Linked DNA regions of Homo sapiens: region 1 is linked to region 2. The links are chromatin contacts, found by Hi-C or POLR2A ChIA-PET in ENCODE. All regions are on one chromosome and are shown on one strand. The core of a region is the stretch at or near the end of the contact, and the rest is flanking DNA. Distances in the headings are between cores, read along the strand shown.

What was found. A loop is a pair of places that touch in the nucleus more often than their neighbours do. ChIA-PET counts read pairs that join two places held with the same protein, here RNA polymerase II (POLR2A). Pooled maps may share reads with other maps.
Region 1: a loop to region 2 is called in a map of right lobe of liver, with 2.2 times the contacts of the local background. The contact joins two enhancer-like sites. A Hi-C loop is called at or near these places in 10 of 168 maps with a recorded cell type or tissue (HCT116, HL-60/S4, HepG2 and 6 more), 2 of 37 single-sample maps with no recorded cell type and 5 of 50 pooled maps. POLR2A ChIA-PET finds 5 or more read pairs at or near these places in 5 of 52 experiments (HCT116, HepG2, OCI-LY7 and 2 more).

The regions. Positions count from the first base shown.
Region 1 is chr10:79,092,766-79,096,111 of GRCh38, forward strand. The region is part of intron 1 of ZMIZ1 (zinc finger MIZ-type containing 1); the gene reads left to right. Among named protein-coding and RNA genes, the nearest start is that of ZMIZ1, 25 kb to the left of the region's middle. RefSeq lists cis regulatory regions at 920-1,423, 949-1,449. Within about 2 kb of position 1,411, at least 24 of the 41 ENCODE cell types and tissues checked have a DNase peak (open chromatin) inside an H3K27ac peak, as active enhancers do.
Region 2 is chr10:79,193,962-79,197,493 of GRCh38, forward strand. The region is part of intron 4 of ZMIZ1 (zinc finger MIZ-type containing 1); the gene reads left to right. Among named protein-coding and RNA genes, the nearest start is that of ZMIZ1, 130 kb to the left of the region's middle. RefSeq lists an enhancer at 1,844-1,933. Within about 2 kb of position 1,595, at least 23 of the 41 ENCODE cell types and tissues checked have a DNase peak (open chromatin) inside an H3K27ac peak, as active enhancers do.

The DNA of each region.
Region 1 (3,346 bases), core at 161-2,660, 100 kb before region 2:
GTGCCTTTAAGTGATGCTCGTGGCTCTTTGAAATCTGGACACCAGCTGGCAGAGGGGTGGTCAGGTAGCTCGCTTTTCTGTAAGATGGGTGTATTTTGTTTTTTTTCTTTTGGAACAGATTTTGATTTTCTGATAATAGAGCCCTTGAGATAGTGAGGAGACAGTACCGGAAGCAGCACCCCCAAAGCCGTTTGAATACAATGCAAGCAGTTGAGGGGCTGAGCTACCAGCCAGTAGGAGAGAGGTTCCTGGGGGTTCAAAGAGCAGTGGGGGAAACTGAGGTACAGAGAGTACCCAGCAAGAGAATGAATGAGTGGCAGGTCCAAGCTTCAGATAATTATTATTCTTTCTACCACCCCCCCCACCCCCAACACACACACACACACACACACACACACACACACACACACATATTCAGGGGATGCTTTAGGTTCTCTGCACTGTGCCATGCAGTTTATGTGCATTATCTCATTTACTGTTCTGAAGAACCCTACGCGGGAAGGACTGCTGTACCCCAGTTTTATTTTATTTATTTATTTATTTATTTATTTATTTATTTATTTATTTATTTATTTATTTTGAGACAGAGTCTCACTCTGTTGCCCAGGCTGGAGTGCAGTAGCGTGATCTCAGCTCACTGCAATCCTGCCTCCTGGGTTCAAGCGATTCTCCGGCCTCAGCCTCCCGAGTAACTGGGATTACAGGCGCCTGCCACCATGCCTGGGTAATTTTTGTATTTTTAGTAGAGATGGGGTTTCACCATGTTGGCCAGGCTGGTCTTGAACTCCTGACCTCAAGTGATCCACCCACTTTGGCCTCCCAAAGTGCTAGGATGAGAGGTGTGAGCCACCACGCCTGGCCTGTATCCCAGTTTTACACACATGCGTACGTGATGTGCTCAGAGTGATTAGGGCCACAGAGCCAGAAGGCGTTTTAGGCAGGATTTGAATGCAGGCCTGTGAGTTTAGATCCTGGCTCCCACTACCCTATGCACACCCTCCCATGCCCTTGCGTGCCTCTTCAGGGCCTCTCTCTGGGCCATCCCTGCCGCAAGCACTCTGCAGACAGACAGTCTTCCTCTTTCTAGGAGGTGTGGGTGCAGAGGACTTTGTGTATTGGGGAGATAAAAGAGCCCGTTTGGGATGATTTTTATCAGCTCGAGCAAGTCGGTTTGACTTACAGGAAGAAGCCAATTTGCATTTTGGGAAAGAGCTGAGTGTAAAGGCCGCAGTGAGCACTGGGTGGATTTATAAATAAACAGTCGACCGAGGGCATTGTATGTCCCCAGCTGTACAATGCTGGGTTCATATTGACACCACAGACCTGTTCCACACGTCACAGCTGCCCTTTGGACAGAAAGGGCCTAATTGAGTAAGAGAGCGCTGCTGCTGGAAATGCCAAGGAACCCTTCCTCCGACCTGGCTTCCTCGGCACAAGCGAGCCGGGTGAGTCCGGCTGCAGCCGGGCCTGTTTACCGAGGCTGCTGGCATTGCATGCCAGGTGCAGAGCCCACGGGCGACTCAGAAGGCCACGAACGCTGGGGCCAAGGCGGCCTCTGCTCTCCCTGCAACCCGGAGGGAGCTGGAGCCAGAGCCAGATCTCAGGAAACTGGGGTCATTGCATAGAGGCTGCCAGACAGTCTGCAGAGCTCAGCGGCCTGGGTTCAAACCTTCTCGCACACTGCCACTGTCGGTTACTTTGGCTTTCTAGAGCCAGATTCCTTGGCCATGAAATGGGTACTGCTTACTTCCCAGGTTATTTTGAGAATGAAGTGAGATGAAGTCAACAGTAGATGTATCTGTCCGTTGTCCCTGCCCTGCTGTGGGATGACAGAGTGATTTTGGACAAGACCAAGGCCTCGCTGGGCATCACTGTCTTCTTCAGAAAGCAATGGGGCTAGGCCAGGTGCACAGTGGCTCACGCCTCTAATCCCTGCACTTTGGGAGGCCAAGGTGAGCGGATCGCTTGAGCTCAGGAGTTCGAGACTAGCCTGGGCAACACAGTGAAACCCTGTCTTTACCAGAAATACAAAAACTAGCTGAGCATGGTGGTGTGCACCTTTAGTCCCAGCTACTGGGGAGGCTGAGATGAGAAGATTGCTTGAGCCCAGGAGGTCGAGGCTGTAGTGAGCCACAGTTGCGCCACTGCAGTCCAGCCTGTGTGACAGAGCAAGACCCTGCCCCTCCTGGAAAAAAAAAAAAAAAGAGAGAGAGAGAAAGCAAGCAAGCAGTGGCGCTGGATGCTGATCAGAGGCCTGGGGCCCTTGGACCAGAGAGGGCTGTCCCTGCCCAGCTGGCTACAGGAGCTCTGACTCTCAGACCAGCCTAGGTTCATATCCTGTGTCTTCCACTTGTGGGACCTTGGGCATTTGACTTCCTCTCAGGACCTCAGTTTTCATGGGTAGAAAGTGGGAACGATTAAGGTTGTTGGAAAGACAAAATATGCTCATGTACACTTAGTGCTCAGCATAGGGCTGGCCACATGGTGAATGCTCATAAATCAGTCATGTCTATAACATACATTTCAAGGGAAAAACATCTGTTTTGAGGGCAGAACGCTATCAAGTCAAATATTTTCCTGATTTAATTTCAATAGTACTGTTATAAAAAACAATAACCATGATACCGATAGTTAGAAGACCGCCCCTTCCAGGCCCACTTCTTTACCCCTTTGCTTTTTGGCAATAACCCTTGTGCAGAGCCAACCCCATTCTCCTGACCTAACCAGTTCTCACCTGGCCATGCGGCCTTTCCGGGTGTCAGGCAGGTCTCTCCGGTTAGGTAAGGGAGGCCTCATCCTTCTTACCTGACTGCTCTGAGTGCAGATCTATGCTGCTTCCCATCTTCTCCAGGCGCCTGATCTATTACCTTGGGCTTGGAACGCACCTAACAAAGGCTACCGTGAGGAGGCCCCTCGGTACCTGTTCATCTGGACACATCGTGCAGACCCCCGCACCCCGTGTGGCTCCCGGTTAATCTTCAGGGTGCAATCAATTTCTTCCTCAGAGGCCAGACTTCATTGTTCTAAGCCTTTCTCAGATCCACATCTTGGGGCTGCTGGGGTCCCTGCATCTGTGTCCTGGTGGTCAGTTTGAAGCACCAGCAGACAGCAGCGCTAAAGGCACCTTGTGTGTACTACGTGTGGCCATCTAGGGATGTCTCCTCTGTTGCTGAACCTGCAGATCCCCGTGAGGCAGGTGGGGCCACAGGCCTCTCCCCTCTGTTTTATAGGGGAGGTAATTGAGCAGAACTTAGGACAGTTACATGCTTTGCTTCAGTTGCGGGGCTGGGATTTGGACCTGGCTCCTGGCCTGACACAGGTCCTCAGCTTCCACCAGCCTTGCTGC
Region 2 (3,532 bases), core at 345-2,844:
CTCATGAAGTTTGTCCCTTTGGGAGTCTAAGGCTGATGAAGGGGCTGTCTGGGATGTCCTCTGGACCCCTAGGCTTTCCCTTCTGGCTGTGTCTTGGAACGCAGCCTCTGCTCGCGGGCTGTAGGCAGAGCTGCCCACTCCTGCCACTGGCACCGCTTGCCCCAGGGGACCTAAGCTGCAGATGTGCATGGTGATTGAATCATTTCTGCACACCACTGCTCACACAGCTCCCCGGGGACCCCCACTTGCCTGTGCAAGCTGTCATGAGATGTGTGTGCTCAAGTGCATCTGTGTTGGCATCCAGCATGTGCACATACCTGCTGTGAAGTATGCAAGGGGTCACATGTGTATGTGCCTATGCACACGTGTGCTGTGCAGACGCCTCTCTCTGGGTGCGTGTGCATTATGTGGACTGATGAACTAGTGAGGCCTCAAAGGTGGGAAATAAAACACTTGTGTTGGGACAGCTGACTGTTCGGTTGGCTGCCACCCTTGGGAGCTAGCTGCCTGTGGAGCTCCACATTTCTGTGGGGCAGCTAGAAGCACCTCATCCCTGTGTCCAGTGAGGAGCCCCCTGAGGGCTGTTTGCCTCCCCCAGCCGTTGAGACCGTTGAGATGCTTCTCTCCTTGCTGACTTGGCAGCCCAGAGATATCCAGGGCTCTATTTGGACCTGTCAGAGGGGCTCCAGCCCAGCTCTGCTCACGATGCCCTCCGTGTCCTCTTCCTCTCCCCACCTCCGCTTCCCACCCTGCTGCATGAGGGCATGAGGCAGGTGTTCCCAGGCCTTTTCAGCTCTCAACGTTCTATCCTCCAAGCAGCCCTCTATACATAATAGCCGCTAACTTTTCTTGAACTAGTCTTCTGCACCAGGCGCCGCTAAGCATAGACACCCTCGCTCTGCTGGGTGGTGAGAAGTGTAAATGGAAGCTTGGTCCCGAAAGACGTCCCACGGGAGTTGGGAAGACCGAGCTGACCCCATGTTACCATCCAAAAACTTCCATTTGCCCAACTAAGCCCAGCCAAGCGTAAGGTGCAAGAAGAAGCACAGAGCTGTGAAAGGGGCAGCGTCTTGGCCTTGGGCTGCCCTGGAAGAACAGCTCCCGGGGCTGCCGGGCCTTCAGCCTCCCCATGGACCTGCCTTGGGACAGGCTTTGCAGCTTCAAAAGCAGGCATTCTCCTCTTGTGGGGATGGTGTTTTCTGAACAGCCGGAGCTCCTCACAGGGAATCCTAAGAGGCTGGTATTTGACAGGCTGCCAAAGGCTGGCCAGCCCGATCCTGTGCTTTGCAGACAGCGAAATGGAGGTCCAGCTCTCTGCCCTATTCACTCAGCAAAGCAGGGTCCTGATCCCCCATGCTGATTAGCTTTGCATGGCTCCTGGCTGCTCTGACCAGGAGACATGGCGGGGGTCCTGAGCCGGGATGGGGGTAGCCTGCTTGGTCTCACCCCCCATTCAGGGGCAGTAGGAAGGGCTGAGGCCACGGGTGCACCTGGGGCCAGGCCGACAGTGATCTGTTGGGCGGGAGCCCGGCCTCTCCGGCTATAGAGCTGCAGCCACGGAGGATTTGTAGCGACTTGTAAAGGCTTAAAGGAGTCCAGGAGCCCGGAGGCGGAGGCAGCGGCCCAGCTGAGTGGCGCTCTTGTGGCGAAGGGCGACCTCTGCTGGCCACCAGGTGCGTGTCACCTCCCAAAGGTGGCCGGTGTGCAGGGAGCCCAGTGATGTAAGTGACTGGATTTGGGCAGGTTGGGTGGAACAAGAAGGTCATCTCCTGGGGCCCAGTCACAGCCGGAGGTGGGGACTACCAGGAAGCTCTGACTGCCAGTCATGGGGAGTGCAAAGAACAGCACATTAACAGCTGGAAAGGTAGAGGGTTTGAATCTCAGCCCAGCAGCTTTCCGGCTGTGTCACCTTGGGCAATTTGCTTCACCTCTCTGAGCCTTTTAAGGATGAAGAAAATTAGCACTGCATAGGGCCTGGCCTGGTGCCTGAACATAGCAGGTGTAGAACAAATGGAAGATCCCAGCCTGCCCCTCAACAAGCTGTCTCTTGCATGCCTCCCTCAGCGCACCCTTCCTCTCTTTATGCCTGAGACCCTTTGCTCTCTAGGCCTTTGACCCTTTTACTCCAGAGACTGGAGCCTCCATCTCCTCCATTCCTGGGGTTAGTAACCGCAGTTCTCCATCATTGACCTCAACAGTTTAAAAATGTCACCTCACCTGTAGGTGCCTCCATAATCCGCTAGCCATTTGTTCTTTTATTAAGAAACACAGGACACAGCGCTGTCCCTGTGGTCTGCGATGTCCCTCCTGCCATCCATCTACCCACCCTTGGGTCTCACAGGTGTTGCAAGCCCAGACACTCACCCCTCGGTTCCTGTGAGCTGCAGCCCTGCCTGGGAGCAAAGCCCCCCTGGGACCTGGACCCAGCCCAGTGCCCCTTGGCCTTGAACAAAACACTGATGGGCCCCAGGCTCCTCAGAGTAAAACCAGTTGAGGCAGAGCGGGTAGATAGGGGACCTGAAAGCACCTTCGGCCCTTAATATTCCAGGAATCTTTCTGTCCAGAAGCCAGTTCAGTCCAGCCGCCGGCCTCCAGACAAGACTGCCCGTGACCCCACGTGGGGCCAGCCCGAAGGTGGACAGTCCCATCTCCCAGTTTGCTGTTAACTTCTTAAAGCAGGACCTGGGCCCCCGCTATGACTAAACAGAAAAGAACTGCCTCTGAGCCCTGTGGTCGCCAGCTGGGTGGATCTAAGCTCCTGTGCCTGCTTGGGGCTTCCAGGCAACAAGCATTTATCAAGGCCCACCGGGCTCTGCCCCCGGACACAATGTCAGGAGAAAGTTCCTCTTGAGAGGTAGACCCTTATGGGTCACTGACTTGCCCCTCTGCAGCATCCTGTTCTGCAGATGGGGAAACCAAGGCCAGGAAACCAGAGAAGCCCACTCGAAGTCCATCCTGGCTGGGGACACCTGGGTGCTCACTGGAGTGAGGGAGAGGACGGAGGGCCTGGAAGCACACCTGGAACCTCCACAGTGTGCAGGTCTGGCCCCCAGGTCACTTAGGTTTGTCAACAGCGCCCCCTGCTGGCTGCCTGGGCCACCGGTGGCCCTTTGTCCTGGTGGGCAGTGGCCTGCCGACAGCAGGATGAAGGCCTGCCGGGCATGAGGTTTCTTTGTACTTCTCTTCTGTCTCCTCCAGCTAGGAGCTGAGCCAACCCAGGCCTTTGTGGGATGGGTCTCCCTGTCCTGGCTGGCTGTGAAAGTTGAATTCTCTATTGGAACCCTGGCTACCAGTGTTCACCCATGCCCCCACGTGGGACCCAGGCCTTCACTGCCGCATGGGTATCACATGGTGCCTGGGAGACCACCAGGGTCCTTTGGCTCTGATGGGGCCTGGCACCAGGAACTGAGATGGCCTTGCTGAAGGTGGCACTGTCTTGCTCCTGCTCTGGGCTCTCTGTGTCCTTGTCTTCCACACCATGGTTTGTCCCTGACCCCAGGAGCCTTTGTCATGTGGATGCTGGCTGAGGGTC